Linked DNA regions of Mus musculus: region 1 is linked to region 2. A link is a loop called in an ENCODE intact Hi-C map of the cell type or tissue named here. Cell type or tissue: left cerebral cortex. All regions are shown on one strand. Each heading gives the region's core, and the rest is flanking DNA. Links, peaks and the distances in the headings are about the cores only.

Region 1 (11,368 bases), core at 1,695-9,694, 51 kb before region 2:
CTTCTGAAAGACAACTTTCACAATGCACTCTTCATAATACAATAATTAATTCCAATTCTTGTTTGTGTTTTGTTTTGTTTCGAGACAGGGTGTCTCTGTGTAACCCTGGCTGTCCTGGAACTCACTGTGTAGACCAGGCTGGCCTCAAACTCAGAAATCCGCCTGCCTCTGCCTCCCAAGGGCTGGGATTAAAGGTGTGCGACACCACGCCCGGCCCGGCCCAATTCTTAATTCTAATAAGTGTCTTCGCCAATAAAATGAGACCAGCAGTGGTGCAGGTACTACTAAATTAAAGGGTTTTTTTATTATTATTTTTTTTAAGACTTATTTATCTTTATTTTTTATGAATACACTGTAGCCAGAAGAAGGCATTGGATCCTATTACAGATGGTTGTGAGCCACCATATGGTTGCTGGGAATTGAACTCGGGACCTCTGGAAGAGCAGTCAATGCTCTTAACCACTGAGCCATCTCTCCAGCCCATGATTAAGTTTTAAAAGAATGTTCAGAAAGTAGCATCATGATGGCCTCTCACACACTGTTAAGCAACTTGTGCTCAAACATGTGTAGAGCAGGAGAGCTTCCTCAAAAGCAGATGATTGTCCTACCAGGGCCCTGCTCTGTTGGTCTCAGAGACACAGGCTGGCCGAGCAGTAAGGAGTGGAAGCATTTGAAATTACTAGAATACCGTAACCCCTTGAACATACTGCATTTCTTCTGCATGAAGAAGGGAAGATTGGTTGCACATGATCCCTCTGGCAAATAAATTTTTATTCAAAGTTTGGTGTTGGCCACCCTTTTGAGAAAAAGTAGCATTTCTGACCTGGCTAGGTTTCTAAGAATCTAGACATTTCTGCATCAACAACATAGCCAAGATTGACTGGGCAGGAAGGGCTTATTTCAAGGTAGGAAAGTGGAGAGGACACAAAGACTGGAGCAGAGACCACAGGGGAGTGCTGCTTCCTGGCCTGCTTCCCATGGCTTGTTCAACTTGTGTTCTCGTTCTCTCTCTCTCTCTTTCTCTCTCTCTCTCTCTCTCTCTCTCTCTCTCTCTCTCTCTTTCTCTCTCTCTCTCAATTTTTAGAGACAGAATTTCCAGAATTTCTCTGTTCTTCTTTGGCTGGCTGTTCTGGAGCTAACTCTGTAGACCAGGCTGGTCTCGAACTCACAGAGATCCATTTGCCTCTACCTCCCAAGTGCTGGGATTAAAGTTGTATGCCACCACTGCCTAACTCAACTTGTTGTTTTTTGGTTTTTGTTTTTTTAATGTCACCCAGTATAATTGTCCAGGTGTTTCCACAGTAGGCTGGGCCCTCCCACATCAATCATTAATCAAGAAAATGTCCCCCAAACTTGCTTACAGGCCATCTGGTGGAGGCATCTTCTCAACTGAGGTTTCCTCTACCACATGACTCTAGCTTGGGTCAGGTTGAGCAAAATCTGGCCAGCACAATTTTCCAAGGGTCTGCTCAGGACTGTTTTTGAGCTGGAAATCCTAACAAAACGATGGAGTGGGGAGGGCAGCCAGCCAGCCTGGGGAATTCTGTGAAATGGCACCAAAGCACTTGTCACATACAAAGCTCAAGATGTCTCCCGAGCAAATATGTCAGGTCTGGCCAGGCTCTACCCTCACTTCTGCTTGAATGGAGGCGTAAGGGCTACAACAGCCCCCTCCCCACCACCCCAAACAGCGCTTTTCCTATAGAGACTGCTTCAAGCACTTACTATCTGCTCAAACGCCTCCGTTTCCACAGGGCCACAGATGAGTGAATTGGCTCCTTGTGTGGTCAGGGCTAGCCCATCCAAACCAAGAGAGGTCAGCTCACTCTGTCCCTTCCATGGCCACAGAATGCGTCTAGCCACAGATTGTCAAAAATGCAAGTGTGTTCCCTCCAACAGGTAACAGCTGGCTCTTGTGTGTCTCGCTGTGGCTGGCAATGAGTGTCCCCTTTGTATATGAGAAAAATGCATGATCTCTTCGGAGGCCCACCCTGCGTTGCATTAGTTTCTCTGTTCTTTTCACAGGTTCATTCCCACTAGTCACTTCTGTAAGAGTAAGGGCTTCTTCAAGAGGAAACAGGACCACCCGGCAGAGCCTTCAGCAGCCCCACTCAGGGGGCAGACTCATGCCTTGGTGAAGCCAGGTACCAGTGAACCAATGGGAAGTGGAGGTCTTCTGTGCTAATGAGTCACTATGAAGGAAAAACTAAGATGAAGGAGCCATGCCTTCTCCTTCCATTCCTGGCAATGCCCATGAATCTTGGACTTCCCTGGGGGAGGTGACTACCCAGAGTCTGTAGGGCACCATACGCAAAGACCACAGAGATTACTTGAGGCTAATTTTAGCCTGGAGTCAGAATGAAAATACCGACTCTCCAACTCAGTTTCTTTTAGAAGGCACAAAGGATCACCACCTAACAGGGACTCCTAACAAGTGCACAGTTTAGTAGAAATGCTGGCGTCCCTGTGGGACCGGAGGCATACAAAACTGTGGCTGAGTGCCTGTGACTGGAGGCATACAGAAGTGTGGCTGAGTGCTCGGAGAATGGAGAGTTTCCGTTCAAACTCTAGTCTCTGAGTTCCGCATCAACTCCACCTCAACACCCCAAAGCCCAAGCCACCCTGGAACGCATGTGGTCCCCAGCTGAATCACACATTTCACAAGCTGGTTCCTCAGCAGGAAAGACCCTTTCTGGGGTCTTCTTTTACCAAATTCCTATTTATCCTTCGAGGAGTTCCCTCCTTTTTATAGCCTAACAGTTCAGCTGAAGGATAACCTATGATAACACATTGCAGGGTTTTTTATTATTTTAATTTTATGTTGATGAGAAGCAATTTGAGTAGTTATTAATTATTAGCAACTTAACTTTCCTCCAGCATTTCATATAAAGAAAAAACTTGGGGCTAGAGAAATGGCTGAGTTGGTTAAGAGCACTGACTGCTCTTCCAGAGGTCCTGAGTTCAAATCCCAGCAACCACATGGTGGCTCACAGCCATCTGTAATAGGATCTGATGCCTCTTCTGGGGTGTCTGAAGACAGCTACAGTGTACTCATATACATAAAATAATTAAATCTTTAAAGAAAAGAAAAGAAAGCCGGGCGTGGTGGCGCACGCCTTTAATCCCAGCACTTGGGAGGCAGAGGCAGGAGGATTTCTGAGTTCGAGGCCAGCCTGGTCTACAGAGTGAGTTCCAGAACAGCCAGGGCTACACAGAGAAACCCTGTCTGGAAAAACCAAAAGAAAAAAGAAAAGGAAAGAAAAGAAAAGACAAGACAAGACTTTAGCATAGAACAAAATCGAAAAAGTCTGTCATCAGGCACCACTGTATATCCACCACCTACCTACCTTCTGCTTATAACATTTTACTATACTTATTTTTATCATATTTTACTTATCCTTCAATTCATTGTATTATTTATTTATTTATTTATTTATTCACTGATTCATTTTTGGTTTTTCAAGGGTTTCTCTGTAATAGCCCTAACTGTCAAGGAACTCACTCTGTAGACCAGTCTGGCCTCAAACTCATAGATATTCCCCTCCTTCTGCCTCCCAAGTGCTGGGATTGAAAGTGTGCGCTACCACCACTCAACTCATTTGTTATTGTTGTTATTATTATTATTATATAAAAATAGACGTCAAGGAGCACCTACCTCTGGTGGCTCACAACAACATTGCCAGTTCCAGAGGATTCAATGCTTCCAGTCTCCAAAGGCTCCTGCATGTACAATGTAGGCTCACACACAGACACACAAATGAATAAAGAGCAATACAAATAAATCTTAAACAAACAAACACATACCCCAGCACAAATAGACAGGGTCAGAGAGGTGCCTCACTGGTTAAGAGGGTGTGCTGCTCTTGCAGAGGACTTGGGTTCAGTTCCCAGCACCCACATGGGGCCTCATGACTGCATGTAAATACAGTTCCACAGGATTTGATACTCTCTCCTGAGACTGTGAATTCCTCCATGCATATTGTGTGTGTGCGCTCGCACACACACACACACACACACACACACACACACACACACACACATTCAAATACAGGTAGATTAAATATTTAGGGAAAAAAAAGCCAAATCGCTAGGCATTGTAAAACATCTGTAATCCCAGCATTGAGGAGGCTGAGACAGGAAGATGGTGAGTTTGAGGCCAGCCTGTGCAATTTCATGACCTGTTCTCAAAACAAAACTTTAAAAGGGTGGGAGGCAGAAGAGAACCCTGACCTGGCTGATCAGTGGAAGAGCCTGACCTAGCGTGCCCAAGGTCCTGCATTCAGTCATCAACAGCAAACAAATAAACAAATACCATGGCCACCAGTACAGCTCTTCTAAAATACTTCAGAGTGCATATAAAACAACGGAACTCTTTAAACATTCCTGTAAGTAGGGGCTGGAGAGACGGCTCAGCAGTTAAGAGCACTGGCTACTCTTCCAGAGGACTTGAGTTCAATTCCCAGCAACCACATGGTAGCTCACATCCATTGTTAACTCCAGTCCCAGGGGATCTAATGACATCTTCTGACCTCTGGTCAATCACCTTAGTTAAGTAAACACAAAATTTTGAAAACCTGTCAGACCAACGTTGAGGAGGCTGAGGCTGAGAACAGTCCCCTTGGGGAAGTTTCAAGTGTCTTGGTGGGTGGTTACAAGGACCATTAACTTGCCTGAAGTTGAAAGATGTGGCCCCAGGCCGGGCAGGGAGAGAGCTGATGGCTGAGGGTCAGTGCTCAGTCTTAGCATCCAAGGGAGACAAGGAAAGCCAGGAGATACCAGGGCTACCAGAGATAGACAGGGTTCACTGAGCAGAAGCTGTGTGAAAGAAAGTCAGAGCCTCAAATGCTATCTCCTGCAGAGAAATCCCCTCCAGATTGTTATCTTTCTTAGAGGTAGGGCCAGGCAGCAGCACTCAAGGTGAGCCCACATACAGTGCCTGAGGGTGGTAAATGTGGAGGCTGGGGCTTGAGGAGGGGAGTCCCTGGGGACCTCACAGAACTTTGTGGCCACGCTGAGCGCATCACTGGTCCCAGCCTTGTTCTTTGTACCCACCTCACTGGTGAGAACCAGGGCAAAGTTCTACTTCCTCCTTTGTGCCCTCTGCTGAGGCTAAAGTCACACACTGAAGACACAAAACGTTGGGTCTCAGCCCCTGATTCTGTTTGTCCTGAAAAGTCTGTCTAGCAACTTCATTTCCCCCGCTTCTGATAACAACTGCTTGGTTGCTTTTTTGGGGGGGAAACACACACTCTCCCTCCCTCCCTCCCTCCCTTCATCTGTTTTATCACATAAACTCTATCATTTAGCCATTTTCAGACCTGCAGTTCAGCATTGTTGACTACATTTTACTGTTCGACCAGACCATGCCTCCTTAAGAAGTCCAGGTTTTGTTTCTTTGGGTTTTGTTAGGTATTTTGGTCCGATCCCAATCCTGACTCCAGTCAATAGGGACTACGAAGGAGGCTGGCCCTGTTACAATCTTCTGTGTCACTGGCTTATATTAGACACAGTACAGAAGCTAGTTCCCCAAGAATCTATCCACGGACAGTTCTATCACTAAGGAGAAAGGGTTTGCCTCCTGCTTCACAAGTCAGGCCAGTGGAGATTGGCTTAGAAGCTAATGAGCTCCAGGACAGCCTGGTGGAGTGTGTACCATTGTCCAGAGTTCTCTCGAAGGACCAGTCAAATGAAGGCACCTTCTCTTGTGAGGCTGTTTGGTTTTGATTTTAACCTAAGTGTTGAGGTTTTTTGTTTTGTTTTGTTTTTTGTTTTTCTGGGCCCATGAGTCTATAACCCCCTCTAGGAACTCTGGGGCTCACATATAAAGCTCATAGGGGGTGTCCCCAGGCCTCAAACACCGTGAAAACTGTCCGTACCTCACGGTCAGTAGCAGAGAGAGACACTGGAAAGCCTTCCTTAGTCTGCTCCGATCCTAGTTACAGTGGGGCACGTGGTCATCGCCGCAGCGCAATGGTGAGCTAGCAACTGCAGGGAGAGCAGTGCTTTTCCCTGCCCAGCTCCTGAGTGCGAGCGAGCCTGTGGGTAGGTCCATGGATGTGTGTCTGTGCCTGCAGAGGCCGAGAGGACCACAGCAGAGCACTGAGCAGGAGTCAGGAGAGCCTGGCTCTAATCTCTCTCTCTGACACTTGGGTAGCTGTGGACCAAATAATACCCCAGCACAAGTTACCCAGGACAAAGGCTCTAGGAGAAGGGCTTTTGCTGTCTTCTGGATGTACACACACAGCTGACCCTGGGAAGATCCCGGTTAAGTAAGTGCGACTGTGGATGGATTTCCGTGTCTTTGCCTGTGTAATGGTGGGTCTCAATTTATGTTGATGGGCAAAGGAGTCGATGCAAACACCCGTATGCTGAGTGTTCACAGCGTCCTCTCATGACGTCCGGTCACTCAGACTAGGCAAGGAGCACTGACCACTGTGTAGATGAGGAAAAAAAAGGAGGCTCCGAAAAGTTCCCTAACCTGTTCACACTCTCCCTGAAAGAGCCAGGAATCAAACCATAGCTGGTTGTAAAGCCCTACGTGCCTCTCCCACATCACACACCTCCTCTCTCAGCTGTAAGAGTTCCTGAGACTTCCACCTACACCAAAGGTGTAGCCCCCCCCCCAAATCCAGCCCAGAGGCGGAGAGACTGGATACCACAACTTCACAATGAGCCTGAGCGCGGCGTGCGTGGGGTGGGGGAGCTGATGCCTAACCTCCCACCACCCAACCCGGTCCCAGCTCGCCCACCTCTTGTAGCCCGGCAATGCTCAACGAACCCACGCAAGAAATACTCACTGCTCCCGCAGGCCCAGGCGGCTCCGCGGGGCGCATCGTCTCCAGGGCCCCAGCCTCCTGGACAGCACTTGCCGCTGCTGCGCTGCCTACTCGCTCTGGGGCATCAGATTATTTTAGCACTTGCGGAAGGAACCAACGGAAACTGAAGTCACATGGAGAGCTCGCCTCTCAGCGACTCAGCACTCAGCCCGCGTCTTAGAAGGAACTGCCACCGCGGGGGGTGGGGTGGGGGTGGGGTTGGACGAGGATGCAGGTAGCACATGGCCCCTCACCAGCAGGGCTGTCACTCTACAGGTGCAGCCTGCCAAGCTCTGTTAGGTCGTCGCTAAGCATGCTCTTGTGGCTCCTGCTTTGATGGCACATGGGAACTAGGAGTCCTGGCTTGTGGTCTGCTGTTCCAGGAACTCTTCTACAGGCTTCTATCCAAGGGCCAGCTTGGGGCAGAATTCAGTGAAGGGCAACACAAATTTGTTTAATTGGAAAGGGGGACGAGTCCGCCATTTAGAAGGGTCATCCATCCAGTCGTCTGTTTTCATCTACTCAGTCAGTCCTTAACTAATCATCTTTTCTGGGCACCGTACTTCTTAAAAATTAAGAAAATAAATAAAGGGAAAAGGAAGTCGGCAATGGCAGCACGCACCTGTGATCCCAACCCTGGAGAGGTTGAAGCAGGAGGATCAGAGTACAAGGTCATCCCAGCCCAAAGAGCAGGTTTGGGGTTGCCCTGGGATTCGTGTGACCTGTCACACACACACAAAATAAACAAGAAGGACAAATGGAAGAAAAAGAAAGGTTTTTGTCTACTGGTTTTTAACTGACCCCGCGTTGCAGATAGTACCATAAACTTCTTGGCTCTATTGAGTACGGGTGTTCAACAGCGTTGTTTTGATAATGCTGTGTAGAAAGTTCACTGTCAACTGTGGCAGCATGCCTAGCTAGCGTCTGCACGGATCCAGACCTGACCTAGTCCCAGCTCTAAGATGGAGAAAAAGACATGAGCTCCCAGCCCCAACCATCCACAAAGGAAAAATCATCTCTCAAGGGAGTCTCACTGAGTATACAAACCACACCAAAGGGCGGCTCCATGCCCTGCAGCAGGAAGCAACGGGGATGAGGGCTGGGGGGGGGGGGTTCGTTCAAAAAACTATGTAAATTAATTATACAGCCTTTAAATTTTTTTTGAGATTAAAATATAATTTCTCCCTCCCCCTTCTCCCTCTAACATTCCTATATATCCCACCCTGTTCTCTTCCAAATTCATGGCCTCTTCCACTTTAACTGTTTTACATATATATGTAAACACACACACACACACATTTATTCACTTGTAAAGGTAACAATGATGGCACCATTGAAGAAGAAAACAAGTGTAGAGAAAATTGTGTCACACTAAGGTTTCTGACTCAAACTTTTTCCTTTGTGTCTACCAGTGTGTGGCTAACTCTTATCTCTAGCACCAAGCTTCTTTTCCAAGAAAGGGCTTGTATTCATATTTAAAACATTTATTTATTTATTTATTTATTTATTTATTTGAGACAGGCTCTTTCTACATAGCCTTGGCTGTTTGGGAATTCAGTATATAGATGAGGCTGGCCTCAAATTCATAAAGATCCACCTGCCTCTAACTCCTGAGAGTTAAAGGTGTGTGCCACCACACCCGGCTATATTTTATTTTTATTTTACAGGTATGAACTTCCAGTCTCAGCCTCCCAAATGCTGGGGTTACAGGTGTATGTCACATTAGGAATGTTCTTTTTTCTTTTTTTTTTAATATACTTTTATTTTTATAAGGGAGTATGTGTGTGTATTTATGTAAGTGAATGTCATGTGTGTAGATGCTTAAGGATACCAGAAGAAGTTGTCAAACCCCCTAAAACTAGAGTTACAGGTGATTGTGAACCACCACATCATGGCTGGGAGAGAACTCAGGGTCTTCTGAGAGAACACTGAGTGCTTTTAACCATTGAGTTATGTCTTCTGTCCTAGGAATGGTTCTTGAATCTGATTGTTGTGTGACTTTTCTTGGGGAGATCTTAACAGTTATTCACCACAACAAGGCATTGATGACAGATCAAAGAACCAATTCCACCCAAATCTAGCTTAGAGAGCCGGTGAGTTTCCTGGGGTTACTTATAGGAACACAGTGATTCACCAAGAAACCTACCCTAGCATGAATGACAACTCACAAAACTGCACTCCCAGAGACTCCTACACCCACAGGTGGCTCCCCACTAGATTCTCTCTATAGATTACTGTGTTATGGGCTTGGGGAAGAGAGTCTTATGAATCTTGCATGTTTCAGGAGCTTCCTGGGTTGCTTTTGTTTACTTCCTGCATCTTATAAGCCTTCTTCCTTCTTCCAAGTGTCTAGCTCTCACCAACTCATGTCTGGATGACTTCAGTAACTTCCTTAGTTGTCTACCTGTCCCAAATCTTGTCCATCTTCCAAGTTAGACTCCACCCATCTTCCATGGATCGATCATTCGAGAAAAAGTGTGGGGATCAATTCGTTCCTTGCTTAGGGCCTTTATGGCCAGCCATTGTCCCTGTTTACCTGGGCCAGTGTTTAAATCCTGGTTCAGCCAGTTTAAGAATCAACAATGCCTGAGTTCTAACATCCTCATCCACTTTTCTTCCTCTTTGCTTTTTTTTTTTTTTTTTTTTTTTTTTTTGGACAGAGTCTCATTTAGTTGGCCCTGCCTTGATCCCCCTGCCTCCACTTCCCAAGTGCTTCACATATTTATCACCACACCCAGTAGCATATACCTACTTGTATATGCTTTACCCATTAGCATTCTCGGCAAGATTTCTTTCAAGGAAACTTAGAAGCTGGCCATTTTAAAGGCTGTGGAGAAACAAGGCTGTAGTTGGCTGGAAAATGGCACAGATTGTTCTTCTATAGTAGCAGCAGAAGGACCCAAAGACTTCCAGGAGAAACTAGGGCAAAGCTGAAAACAGGACATTCCTCACACCAGCAGGTCTGAAAGCCAGAGTGTCCAGCCAGAATTCTCCTGCTCAGCTGGATATTCTAGGCTCCTTCCCAAGACCCAAGATCAGAGTCCTTGGTCTCCAACACAACCTAAGAGGTCCTGCTATCACTGGCCAGACACATTCCTCTAAGCACAGCTTTCTCTCTTGGCCTTATGGAGTTTCTTCTGGCTCCTATTCAACAATGCAGGTTTTGTATTATAGTAGTTTCTTGTCCTGTTGCCATGACCCAAGCAACGTATGGAAGGAAAGGTTTATTTTGGTTCACAGTTCTAGGCTCCATCGTAGTTTGGGAGTCATGGTGGTATGGGCCTAAGACAGCTGGTCATGCTGTATCCACACTCAGGAAACAGGAGGAAGATGAATGCTAGCACTCAGCTCCATTTCTTCATTTCACCCAGTGGAGGACCCAGCCCATGGTGCCGTTCGAAGTTAAGGCAGGTCTTCTCACCTCCATCTAATCTGGATGAGCCTTGACAAGCATGAGGCTTGTCTCTTACAGTAAATCCTGTCAAGCTGGCAATACCATCACACTGTCATGACGCGCTCGTACAGCCCTATGCCATCTCAATGAGAAGAGAGGCCAGTGCCTGGCTCAGGCTCCCAGAATTCACTCTGTTCAGTGTGCATTTCCTCAAACACACGCCATCCTCTCTCTGTCCAGAGACCTCCTTGGCTGGAATGATCTCCCTGCCTTTCCCAACACTTTCCATCCTAAAGGCGTGGCTGGGACTCCCCCTCCTCCGGGAAGCTTTCTCCCACCTCAGGTTGACTCTTCCTCTGCGCACATGGTATACAATTCCCCCTGGCCTCAGGACAGAGCTCCTGTTGTGATTTATCTTTTTGAAATTATGTTTTGTTTTCCCAATTACACTGCAAACTTTTGAGGGTAGCAACCATGTGCTACTCTATAAAACATACTGCCCAATATGTTTTTCTAAAAACCATACTGCCCGATGTGCATAAAGAGGCTCAGTAAACATTTGCTCAAAGAAGAAAGAAGAAAAGGGAACTAATAGGCAATAAATAAATAAGTCTATCTTGTCTGCCATTCTCCAGTTACTGACTTTTTTATTTATTTATTTTTGTTTGGTTTGGTTTGGTTTTGGTTTTGGTTGTTTGTTGTTGTTGTTGTTGTTTTGGTTTGGTTTGGTTTGGTTTTTTGGAGATAATATCTCTCTTGTAACAGTCCTGGCTGTCCTGGAACTCACTCTGTAGACCAGACTGGCTTTGAACCCACAGAGCTCCACCAGCCTGAACTCAAAGTCCATCCCCAGTGACATACCTACTCCAATAGGGCCACCACTCCTAATCCTTCTAGTCCTTCTCAGATCATCTCAGATCATCTCTAGTAACTAAGGGTTCAAATTTGTGAGTCTATGGGGAGCTTCCTCATATAAACCTCCACAGGTCATGTTGTATCAGAAGCTCACACCAGGCCAGTGTCTCTCTGCCTGCCTGTCAACCTGTGGGTCAGGATGCTCTTCTCAGCTGCTTCTCCAGCACCATGCTTGACCATGCTCCCTGTCATGATGATATTGGACAACCCTCTGAATTTATAAGCAATCCCTCAATGAAATGCT
Region 2 (11,368 bases), core at 1,951-9,950:
TTCAGGCAGCCCAGCAGGGAGTTGGCTGTTCCAGGGCTGCAAAACTATAATGTACAGGATGCCCTTTGGGTCAGTGGGTTGTTTCTAAACCATTTCTCAGTTCAGAAAGGTGAAACATTCATCACAAAGCCAGATGCTCTCTGATCCCATCAAACTCCTCTATAAATGTACAAAGCAACAGACTAGTCAGTCATCCCTCTCCTTGTACACAGCGTGCAGCATGGCTAACTGCACACAGCCTAGGCACTGGTCCATAAAGAATGCATCTTCTTGTGCCTCTGGTGCATGCCTGAACTGAAAGAAAATTAAAATCCAAGGTCCATGACTCATGTGGCTTGCTATTTAGGAGGCATTTTTGGGCCTAGAGCAAAGAACACAAGCTGTAAAGTCTTCCCAGGAACCAACTAGCCATAAAGATAGGGAAGACATACAAGAATGTCCGGATTGGCCCAGCGCCTCCCTATCTCCCTCCCTTCTGACATGGGTTAAATGTTCACCAGATGCTCTGCTGTTACCTCAATGTTCACGTACAGTTTGCTGATGCTTAAACTGTCCAATTGTGTGAAGCAGCGCCAATTCTTCCCCTGCCCCGACTCTTTTCCTATACAAACCCCTAGCTTCTGAGCCTCGTGGTCGACACCTCCGTCTCCAGCGTAAGATATGTGTCAGCCCAGAGCTCCGTCATTAAACTACCTCGTGTGTTTGCATCAAGATGGTTTCTCGTGATTCTTTGGGTGTACGCTATCTCGTGACTCAGGTGGGTCTTCCCACAGAGGTCTTTCAGAACCTTTACAACACCTGTCCTCACCCCTTGCTTCATAAACAGAACTATTGCTAGCGGGGGACAGGGGAACTGCTTGAGTATTATGATGAACAACTTTACTTTTAAGTGTATGTGTGTGTGTGTGTGTGTGTGTGTGTGAGAGAGAGAGAGAGAGAGAGAGAGAGAGAGAGAGAGAGAGAAAGAGAGAGAAATGCCATGTGTATGTGGGTCCCCCCTTGGATACCAGAAGAGCATGTTGGATGCCCTGGAGCTGGAGCTACAGGTAATTGTGAGCTACCAGCCCCAGGCGCTGGGAATTTAAATGGAGTGAGTTCTATATAACTACAGCAACTGTGCTTATCTACTGAGCCTTCTAGCCAGCCCCGCCCTGGTTTTATGTATAGTAACAAAAACTTGAAACAACCTAAATGGTGATCAATGGAAAAACAGGTGGCATGTATGTGGTATGTATTGGTATTGGTGTTGGTATGTTGTATGATGGTGACAGTGTATTTGTATGATGGTGGAGAGGAATGATTTAACAATGCTATTTGTTCTATAAGTAAGTCACAAGACTGTTACAGAATAACGTCAGCATCATTATAGCACATACACGCAGCCATGTAATTTACTGATGAGGACATGCTAAGAAATATACCATTAAGTGATTTCATCACTGTGTGGCTATGATAGGGTATACTTATACAAACCAACCACGGGCCATAGCTATATACTATATAGCCCTTTCTTCCTAAGCTAACAACTTGTTCAGCCTGTTACTGTATGGAACTTACCACTGGAGTACAATGGTAAGCACTCGTACATCTAAATGTATCTAAACATAGTACAATAAAAGTTCTGGTGAAGAGAGTGTCTCGCTCTCTTATAATCTTTGGAGCCACATTATGCATGTTGTCATTTTGTGGCTCATGCTGTGCATACACATGGTGGTTTGGTAATACACAAAACCTTTCTTTATGGGGTCATTCCTATGTAAAAAAGCATAAAACCAGACACAGTAATGACAAGAGTCACACTCTGGAGAGGGAGGGGGAGGACTGGAATCCCAGGCTCAGGGACCACAGGCTGCAACTGTATTAGCAAGCAGTGCCTTGCATTTGAGTTATCTGAGACAAGTGTGTAAAACTATAAGATGTCTCAAAGCTGAACGGGGGCAAATGGGTATGTGCTGTCGCTCTCTTTATGCTTCTGTTTCAATTATGTCAAGATTGGCATGTGTATGGCCCTGAGTTCAGTGCCAGCAACACAAAGAACTAGTTATTTAAAGTGTGTGTGTCTCTCTATGTGTTTCTCTCTCTGTTTCTGTGTGTCTCTCTCTGTATGTGTCTGTATGTGTGTGTCTCTGTGTGTGTGCCTCTGTGTGTATCTGTGTCTCTGTATGTGTCTGTGACTCTGTGACTCTGTGTGTGTCTGTGTTTGTGTGTCTCCGTATGTCTGTGTGTGTGTCTGTATCTTTGTGTGTGTGTGTATGTGTGTGTGTGTCTGTGTCTCTAGGCATGTGTATCTGTGTTTCTAGGTGTGTGTGTCTGTGTGTGACTGTGTATGTCTGTGTATGTGCCTCTGTCTATGTCTCTCTCTCTCTGTGTATGTATGTCTCTGTGTGTGTATGTATGTGTCTGTATGTCTCTGTCTGTGTCTCTGTGTGTATGTCTCTGTGTGTGTGTCTGTATCTCTAGATGTGTGTGTCTGTATCTCTGGGTGGGTGGGTATGTCGTGTTTGTGTGTCTCTGTGTATGTGTATCTATGTCTCTAGGTATGTCTATGTGTGTTTTGTGTGTCTGTACATGTCTGTGTGTGCTCTGTCTCTGTGTGTGTGTCTGTATCTGTGTGTCTGTTTGTGTGTCTGTCTCTGTGTATATGTGTCTGTGTTTGTGTGTGTGTGTCTGTCTGTGTCTGTGTGTGTATCTGTATCTCTGGGGGGGTCTGTGTTTGTGTGTCTGTCTCTGTGTATATGTGTCTGTGTTTGTGTGTGTGTCTGTGTTTGTGTGTGTCTGTATCTCTGTGTGTGTCTGTCTCTGTGTATATGTGTCTGTGTTTGTATATGTGTTGTGTCTGTGTGTCTCTGTATCTGTGTGTGTGCCTGTGTTTGTGTGTCTGTCTCTGTGTGTATGTGTCTGTATTTGTGTGTGTGTATGTGCTTGTGTGTGTCTGTGCTTGTGTGTGTCTGTGTGTGTGTCTGTATCTCTGTGTGTGTGTCTGTCTCTGTATATGTGTCTGTGTTTGTATGTGTGTGTGTGTCTGTATCTGTGTGTGTGTCTGTTTCTGTGTATATGTGTCTGTGTTTGTATGTGTGTGTGTTTCTGTGTGTGTGTGTGTCTGTATCTCTGTGTGTGCCTGTGTTTGTGTGTCTGTCTCTGTGTGTATGTGTCTGTGTTTGTGTGTGTGTGTCTGTGTTTGTGTGTATGTGTCTGTCGTGTTTGTGTATCTGTCTGTGTGTGTGTGCATGCATCTGTGCAGGTGCATGAGCCCCATAGCACATGGATGGAGGTCAGAAGTCAACTCTGACTACCCTGTAGAGTAAGCTTATCCAGGGATAAGCTCAGGTTGTGAGGCCTGAATGGGGCTCCTCCATCCACTTGGCCATCTTGCCAGCCCCTAAACACTTAAAAGGACAATCATAGACTTAGCAGGGCAGAAAGAAAAAAGAAAATGAAGCAAATATTTGCAGTATGTGTTGGAGGGATGGACACCTGTGGGAACTGAACCAAGGAGTAACAGAGGAGTCCCAAGGAGGCAAGAAAATGGCTTGGAACTTGCTTGGAAGACAGAAAAACACCTGGTGATGGTTGTAACATTTGGGACATGAACATCACCTGCAACCAGAAAAATAGAAACCAGAGCTGGAGAGACGGCTCAGAACTTCAGAAGACTTGTTCTTGCAGAGAACTGTGTTCCACTCTGAGCACATCCATGGTGGCTCACAATGGCTTCCAGGGGCTCTTGTCCCCACTCTGACCTCCTTGGGAACCAGGAGTGCACATAATACACAAACATACATGCAGGCAAGACACCCGCCACATAGTGTAAATAAACTTTAAAAAATGAAAATACATAATAGACTATCTGGAAACTTAGGTGAGAAATAAATGGCTGTAAATTCAGATGTTACTTAGAAGAATAAAACATGGAACAAAATTGATCAATTGCTATTAACAAATTTGCAAATCCAAATTTACTTTGCATGTTGACACGGGTTGAAATATTATTTTCCCCTTTGAGGTTTTACTCGGGTTGAAATATTATTTTCCCCTTTGAGGTTTTACTCAAATGACACCTCCTCCACGAAGCCACTTGGATTGAATCCCTGCCCCACTCCAATTTTCCCACCCCAGAGCATTTGCCCACAGTCTCCTGAGCCCCTCATTCTTTCTCTGTCCTATTACAACTTCGTAGATAGGCCTTGGCATCCTAGACACAGGCTTGCTTGCCTTTGTCTGCTGGAAGGTGTAACACTCATGGAAGGTGCTTGGTAAGAATATAAAAGGAGAGACTTTTTTTTTAAAGATTTATTTATTATTATTATATCTAAGTACACTGTAGCTGTCTTCAGATGCACCAGAAGAGGGCATCAGATCTCATTACAGATGGTTGTGAGCCACCATGTGGTTGCTGGGATTTTAACTCAGGACCTTCAGAAGAGCAGTCGGTGCTCTTAACTACTGAGCCATCTCTCCAGCACCCCCCCCCTTTTTCTTTTAAGATTTATTTATTTATTTTAAGCATATGAGTACACTGTAGCTGTTTTCAGACACACCAGAAGAGGGCATCTGATCCCATTACAGATGGTTGTGAGCCACCATGTGGTTGCTGGGAATTGAACTCAGGACCTCTAGAAGAGCAGTCAGTGCTCTTACCTGCTGAGCCATCTCTCCACCCAAGGAGAGACCTTATTGAAGAGAGAAGCAGATAACTGGATGTGACTGGCTGGTCCATCCTGCAGTACTAGCCTGCGGTTCCATTGTGCTGTCTGCTGCTATGACAAATGCCAGGAACAGAAGCACCTTGGGGCAGAAAGGGTTTATTTCAGCTTACAGGTAAAGTCCACCACAGGGTGAAGCCAGGGCAGGAGCTCAAGGCAGGAACCTGGAAGCAGAAACTGAAGCAGGCACCTGAGAACTGCTGCTTACTGGATTGCTTCTTCCAGCTTTCTCAGCCTGCTTTCTTATACAGCCTAGAACCATTTGCACAGGGGTAGCATCACCCACAATGAGTGGGCCCCCCTGCATCAATTAGCAGTGAAGAAAATGCCTTACACACATGCTCATAGGTCCACCTGATAGAGGCTGAGTTTCACCTGAGGATCTCCTCTTGCCAGGTTTGTCAAGTTGACAACCAACTGCTGCTAATTCTGGCTTGGCTGGGCTGTGCAAGTTTGCCACCTCAGATTCAGTCCTCTGAGTCACATGCTCTGTCAGTTTCTGTCACTAGGCTCAGCCTCAGCCCCAAGTATCTTCTAGGATGCTGATGTGCTATCAAGCAGTCATTTTAAGAAGCAAGCATTGAGGAAAAATTATGCCTCAGCAGCTGGATTCAGGCTCAGCTCTAGGTCTGAGCAGGAGCAGATAGAGATGGCTGGATGTGGACTAGGAGCCCAGAATCAGGATTTCACACAAGAAAGCCTGAGGTACCTAGAGTCAGGCTGTTGAGGATTGGTCTGGACCAGCAAGGAATCAGGCTGCACTTTAAGGTTGCTACATCAGTGAATAAAAATAAAATAAAATAAAATAAAATGAATGTCCTTTCACCTCACCTTTATCAGTGTGGCTGTTAAACAAACAAACAAGCAAAAAACCAACAACAAAACAGAAAACATCAAGTATCTTCTAGGATGCAGAGCAATTTGAATCCCTGGGGCACTGTTGCTGGAAGTGTACAGTTGTGCAACCACTTTAGAAAACGGGATGGCAGTTCTTCAAAAAGTTAAATATAGAGCTCCATGGAGCGCGGCCACTCTGTTTCTGGGAAACGGTAGGAAGAGTCTTGAAGTGGTGTGCAGACACCCAGCTCACAGCCACATTATTTGCAACAGTCAAAAAAAAACGGGAGCGCCGATGTCCGGGGGCGGGGAATGAACCAGGCACGCAGTAGCATTATTCACAGTAGCCAAAACGGGGGAGCACCCACATCCAAGGAGGTGAAGATGAAAATGTGGTGCATAAGGCACTATTTATTACTCATCTCAAACAGAAAGAAAGGCTGGGGTGCCCCTGTTGGTAAAGTGCTGGTCCTGTGAGTGTAAAGACCTCCAGAACGCACAGAGAACTGCTGGGCTTGGAGTTGCATGCTTATAATCCTAGAGTTGGGAAAGCAGAGACAGGAGGAGCCCTAGAGCGTGCTAGCCAGGTAATCCAGGGGTTTTGAGCCAATGAGAGACCCTGTCTCTCAGGATCCGGACAGGCTTCCTGAAGATGACACCTGGGTCCTCTGCCCCCGCCCACCTACACACACCGTTTTTGGTTTTGGTTTTGGTTTTTTAAGGGAAGGAAATTCTAACACATCCTATGAGAAGATGAACCTTGGGAACTTTATGCCGTGCAAAATAAGCCAGTTAACAAAAGACAGAGGCTTTGTGATTCCTTGCACATAAAGCATGTAGACAAGAAAGGAGAACGCAGTTGGACGTGGTGGTGCACGCCTTAAATCCCAGCACTCTGGAGCCAGAGGCAGGCGGGTTTCTGAGTTCGAGGCTAGCCTGGTCTACAAAGTGAGTTCCAGGACAGCCAAGGCAACACAGAGAAACCCTGTCTCGAAAAACCAGTTTAAAAATTTAAAAAAAAAAGGAGAACGCCAGCGATCATAGGATGGGAGAAGGCAGGGGTTCCTTTAATTTCCTTATGTACTTTTTTTTTTAAGTTTTCTTTCCTTTCAGTTTTGCAAGATGAAAGAGTTCAGGAGGTGGGATTGGGGGGATGGGATGACTGCATGCCTTATGAATGTATTAAATCTTACTAACATGTATGGCCAAAAGGGATTAAGACATTAAATTATATGTTTCATGTATTTTATCACACACACACACACACACACAAAATATGGGGGGAAAACCCCAGGATTACAAGGCTGGAGAGATGACTCACTGGTTAAGAGCACTGAATGCTCTTTTGTAGGACTTGGGTTTGAGTTCCAGTACCACACGGTGGTTCACAATTGCCTACAATTCCATTTCATACTCTTTCTGGCCTCTGAGGGAATGGCACACAAGTGGTGGGCAGACCCGTGGAGACGAAATAGCATACATTTTTTAAAAGTAACAAATCTTTTTTAAAACTCATACAGGATGAGCAGTAAAGCTTGAATTTCAGACAAACAATATTCCTCAGCATCGTTACATCTCATGCAACACTGGAGACATACATATATTAAAATAGTCCTCATGTATCTGAAATTTCCTTGGGCATTGTCTAGTTATTTGGCAACCCAGACACTGGTCATGGTTACGTTATGTTTGTTTTTGTGTTTTTGAGGAATGGTTCACAGACATGAAGAGAGAAACTGAGAGGGAGTCACCCAGATCAGAGCGTACCTCCTGGGCGGGGATACATTCTATTTCCACCTGTCTCTCCAGCCTGGTGAGACATGAGTAGCCACCTCAGCACCACTGGGTCGATGTCTCTGACAGCACTCACCTTGTAAGATGTGCACTGACTGACATACCTGCCTCAACCTTGGATGGTAAGTGACTGAATTTCTAAGTCAGAGAATCTGGTTATCAACACGGCCTGGGGAATTTAAAGCTGGGTGACTTTGGTAATTCACGTCTCTTGAATTGAGTTCCTCCTGCTCCTATACAATGGCACTACCAGTAACATACTGTGATAAATGAGATGGTGTGGGTAAAGCACATAGTGGGTGCCCAGGAATATGAAGTGCAATGACTTTGAGGACATAGAAGGCAGGTACCTGTTGCTATAACTACCAGAATCATCTATGATCCAGGAAGGCGCTGTTGGGTAGATAAATGGACCAAGGGAGGACATGTGCTCTGTGTGACTCTGTATGGATCCTAATGCTCCATCCTGGCTGTTAGCCAGGGCTCTGGTGGTGGCATAAGACCTCATTCACACAGTTTCCACTGCCAGCCTCTGAGGTGGCCTGAAAGAGAAATGTAAGGGAGATAAGCTCCTGAATTGCCTTGTGCTTTGCTACAGCAGTGTGTCCTCATGAGCAAGACAGCATGGAAAAGACTTTCATCTCACAAGGTCCCTAAGTCGCAGAATTGCAGTAAGGATGTCAGCACAGAAGGCCAGGGAACTGGAGACACAAATAGGCACATGAGACCCCACAGACTTCCCTTAAGAGCATCTTTCCACCTCTAAACTTGTGGCTCAAACTCAAGGCAGTCCTCCTGCCTCAGCTTCCTTTGCGTGGGGATTATAGGCATAAGTGACCACACTGGGCTGTTTGATGTATATCAGATTGCCTAGACACATTATTATTTTTTGAAAGGATGAGTCTGTTTCAGTGTCTCTTACCTACCAATCCCCCATCTCCTCCCCAGTCTTCGATCACAGTGGCTTTCTAGATACTATGAACCTGCTCCCACCTCCATGTTTGGACTAATAAATTTCCTATCTTGGGCACTTAGCCTACCAGACTCCAATCTGACCCTGGGTTGATTTATTTTGTAGGAAAAACATTTGTGTGTGTGTGTCTCTGTGTATGTGTGTGTGTGAGAGAGAGAGAGACAGAAACAGAGAGACAGAGACAGAAACAGAGAGACAGAGAGAGACAGAGACAGAGAACTCAACTTCAACATGGTGCATGTTTGGGTTCTAGGGATTGAACTCAGATCCTTGGATTGGCAGCAACTACTTTACTGACTGACCCATCTTGCTCCCTTGCCCTGTTGATTTCTTGAATGGAGGAGAGATGTATGTAAGCATTTTGACCTGAAGAAGGAACAACACTTTTAAATTTTTATTTATTGATTTATTTATATTTATATTTATTTAATTTTATTTAATTTTATTTATTTAATTTTATTTATTTTATTTATTTATTTAAGCTATTTTTATTTATTTATTTATTTATTTATTTATTATTTATATGAATACACTGTAGCTTTCTTCAGATACCATTACAGATGATTGTGAACCACCATGTGGTTGCTGGGAATTGAACTCAGGACCTCTAGAAGAACAGTCAGTGCTCTTAACCACTGAGCTGTCTCACCAGCACAGGGAGCAATATATTTACATAATTACCCTCACCAATAACTGCAGCCCCAGTAGTACTCCAAGTTCCTGATAGCTTTCTGCTCCTTTGTTCAAGTCTCATATGAAGTCCAAATGCATCCCTGGCTTTGGGTTTGTTTTGAGATATGTGCCCCAGGCTGGCCTCAAACTTGCTGTGTAGCTGAGGATAGCCCTGAACTCCTAATCCTTCTGCCACCACACCCAGTTTTTATGGCTCTTGGAGTTGAAGCCAAAAAACTCAGCAGGATGCTCTGTGGGCTGCTGCAGAGAGTTTGAGCTCAGAGGTGCTGGGAGCCCCTGCTGTGCAAAGAGGCAGGCTGCTCAGAAAGCAGAGAGAGACAAATGGTAGACGCTGCTTGCCTCCTACAACCAGATAAATAAAAGATAGCAATAAATGGATAAGAATTGACTTAATTGCTTTAAAGAATAGAAGGGAGATACAGTAGTAATTGTTTGAGTGTTTTTAAGTACACATGAACTAAAGAAATCCAGGCCTTTGATCTCAAATGTAAGAAAGTTACAGAGTTAGAGAGGAAACACTATCTCAACAAATAATAATGAGATATTAATCTCCATAGAAAGGAGATTGAATGAAAACTGATTTAATTGTTTTTAAGGACAGAAAGGAGATATATGCTTTAAAGGAAAGTTGAAAATGTCCATGCCAGGGCAGGCAGCTGGGTTCTTTGTACATGGGCTACACGGGAATTCTGGGATTGCTTAGCCTGGTATGACAAATTAATAGCCTGGAAATAGAAGAAAATTTAATTGAAGTTAAATATATAGGAAAGGATGTTAATTCAAGTTATATAAAGAGGATATATATATATATATATATATATATATGTGTGTGTGTGTGTGTGTATGTGTGTGTGTGTGTGTATGTTAATATTAATCTCCATAGAAGGGAGAATTTACATATGCATAGATGAATAAATAAATTTCGGCCTTGATCTCACTTTTAAAAATTAATTGTGGCCAGGCGTGGTGGCGCACGCCTTTAATCCCAGCATTCAGGAGGCAGAGGCAGGCGGATTTCTGAGTTCGAGACCAGCCTGGTCTACAAAGTGAGTTGCAGGACAGCCAGGGATATACAGAGAGACCCAAAGAACCAAACGAAGAACCAAAAAAAAAAAAAATTAATTGTGTAAGAACAAGGCAGGGGATAGTGGAGGAGCACTGTGTCCATGGATAATGGTACTTGTTTAGATTGCTTTGATTGTTTTGAATTGTTTTGATTATCAATATGTGTGTGGTTATAAGTTTGGTGGTTATGATATTACAAATCTTCTGGGAGAGAAGTCAAAATAGAGCAGGTCTGAAGAGAAAGAAGACTGCTACAGTGAACCAATCTATACCTTTAAAGATTTTGGGTTACTGGACCAAGGACCATGCTATTTTGGGAGAGAGGCTCTGTATTTGGGTTAATAGGAAAGGAGGAAAGGTTTTGGGCCCTTTCCAGAGTGATATGGACCAAATGTGACCCCCTGAAGATCTTGACTACAGAAAAGAAAAATTTGAGAAAGTCAAACAGGACAGCTCCCTGCCTCCTAATGCTGTTTCTAGAAACTTGCTTCCAGAACATCTTCAGGAATAGCTGCTGATTCCTGATGGACTCGTTCCCCCAGCCTTTCAGACAGATCCAGTCAGAACTTCAGTCATGCCCTGAGCTTTCAAAGCATACAGAGACTGGAGAACAGATGCTAAAGCCGCCTTTCTTAAGTCTAACCAGTTTTCCCAATTTCCTATACCTTCCCACCCCTTGAAAACAATTATCACCCCAATTCAGCAGGACGAAGCCATGGAGAGTCATCCAGATTCTTTGGGTTGGGTGTCTGGTTATGGTTAATTTATAAATTATAGATAGGTTGTCATTTTAAGGGATAATTTGGAAATGGTCACAATTTTGAACAGGGAAGAACTATATGGGATGGATTACTAAATTTGTTCCTTTTTTTAGATTTATTTATTTATTGTATGTAAGTACACTGTAGCTGTTTTCAGACACCCAAGAAGAGGGCTTCTGATCTCATTACAGATGGTTGTGAGCCACCATGTGGCTACTGGGGCTTGAACTCAGGACCTTCGGAAGAGCAGTAAGGTTCTTAACCACTGAGCCATCTCTACAGCCCCTAAATTTATTCTTAAACCAAGCATTGTATAGCCATAATCTTACATTGGTAGAAATCTTTATAATTGATGAAAAAATTGAAGTTACAATTTCTTACATCGGTACAAAATTTATATATTGATACAAATTTAAGGTTTTTGTTGGTATAAATTTTTATATTGATACAAAATTTGAAATTAATATTGTTACTCTTAGATATGCATTGTGCCTATGCAATGCATTTAAGAATACAAGGCTTAAACCCAGTCCTTCTAAAGT

Evidence for each region. Hi-C counts contacts between places; a loop is a spot of excess contacts. Peaks named below come from ENCODE experiments on the same cell type or tissue, not always from the same donor. Only the 100,000 strongest peaks of a DNase experiment are listed, where the experiment ranks them.
Region 1: it touches region 2 in a loop (1.8-fold over the local background); 7 of 42 quality-filtered maps call a loop at or near these places.

The regions. Positions count from the first base shown.
Region 1 is chr16:32,158,583-32,169,950 of GRCm38, forward strand. It overlaps Nrros (negative regulator of reactive oxygen species), which reads right to left and starts at 7,012. Exons shown (of 3, transcript NM_001347181.1): 1 at 6,798-7,012. In left cerebral cortex, for the core only: no CTCF peak of the experiment used is centred there; DNase peaks (open chromatin) are centred at 6,035 and 6,869; H3K4me3 peaks cover 1,862 bases; H3K27ac peaks cover 1,385 bases.
Region 2 is chr16:32,209,198-32,220,565 of GRCm38, forward strand. No RefSeq gene overlaps it. Among named protein-coding and RNA genes, the nearest start is that of Gm25848, 29 kb to the right of the region's middle. In left cerebral cortex, for the core only: CTCF peaks have their summits at 4,313 (motif pointing right) and 5,998; DNase peaks (open chromatin) are centred at 5,165 and 5,820; H3K27ac peaks cover 1,021 bases.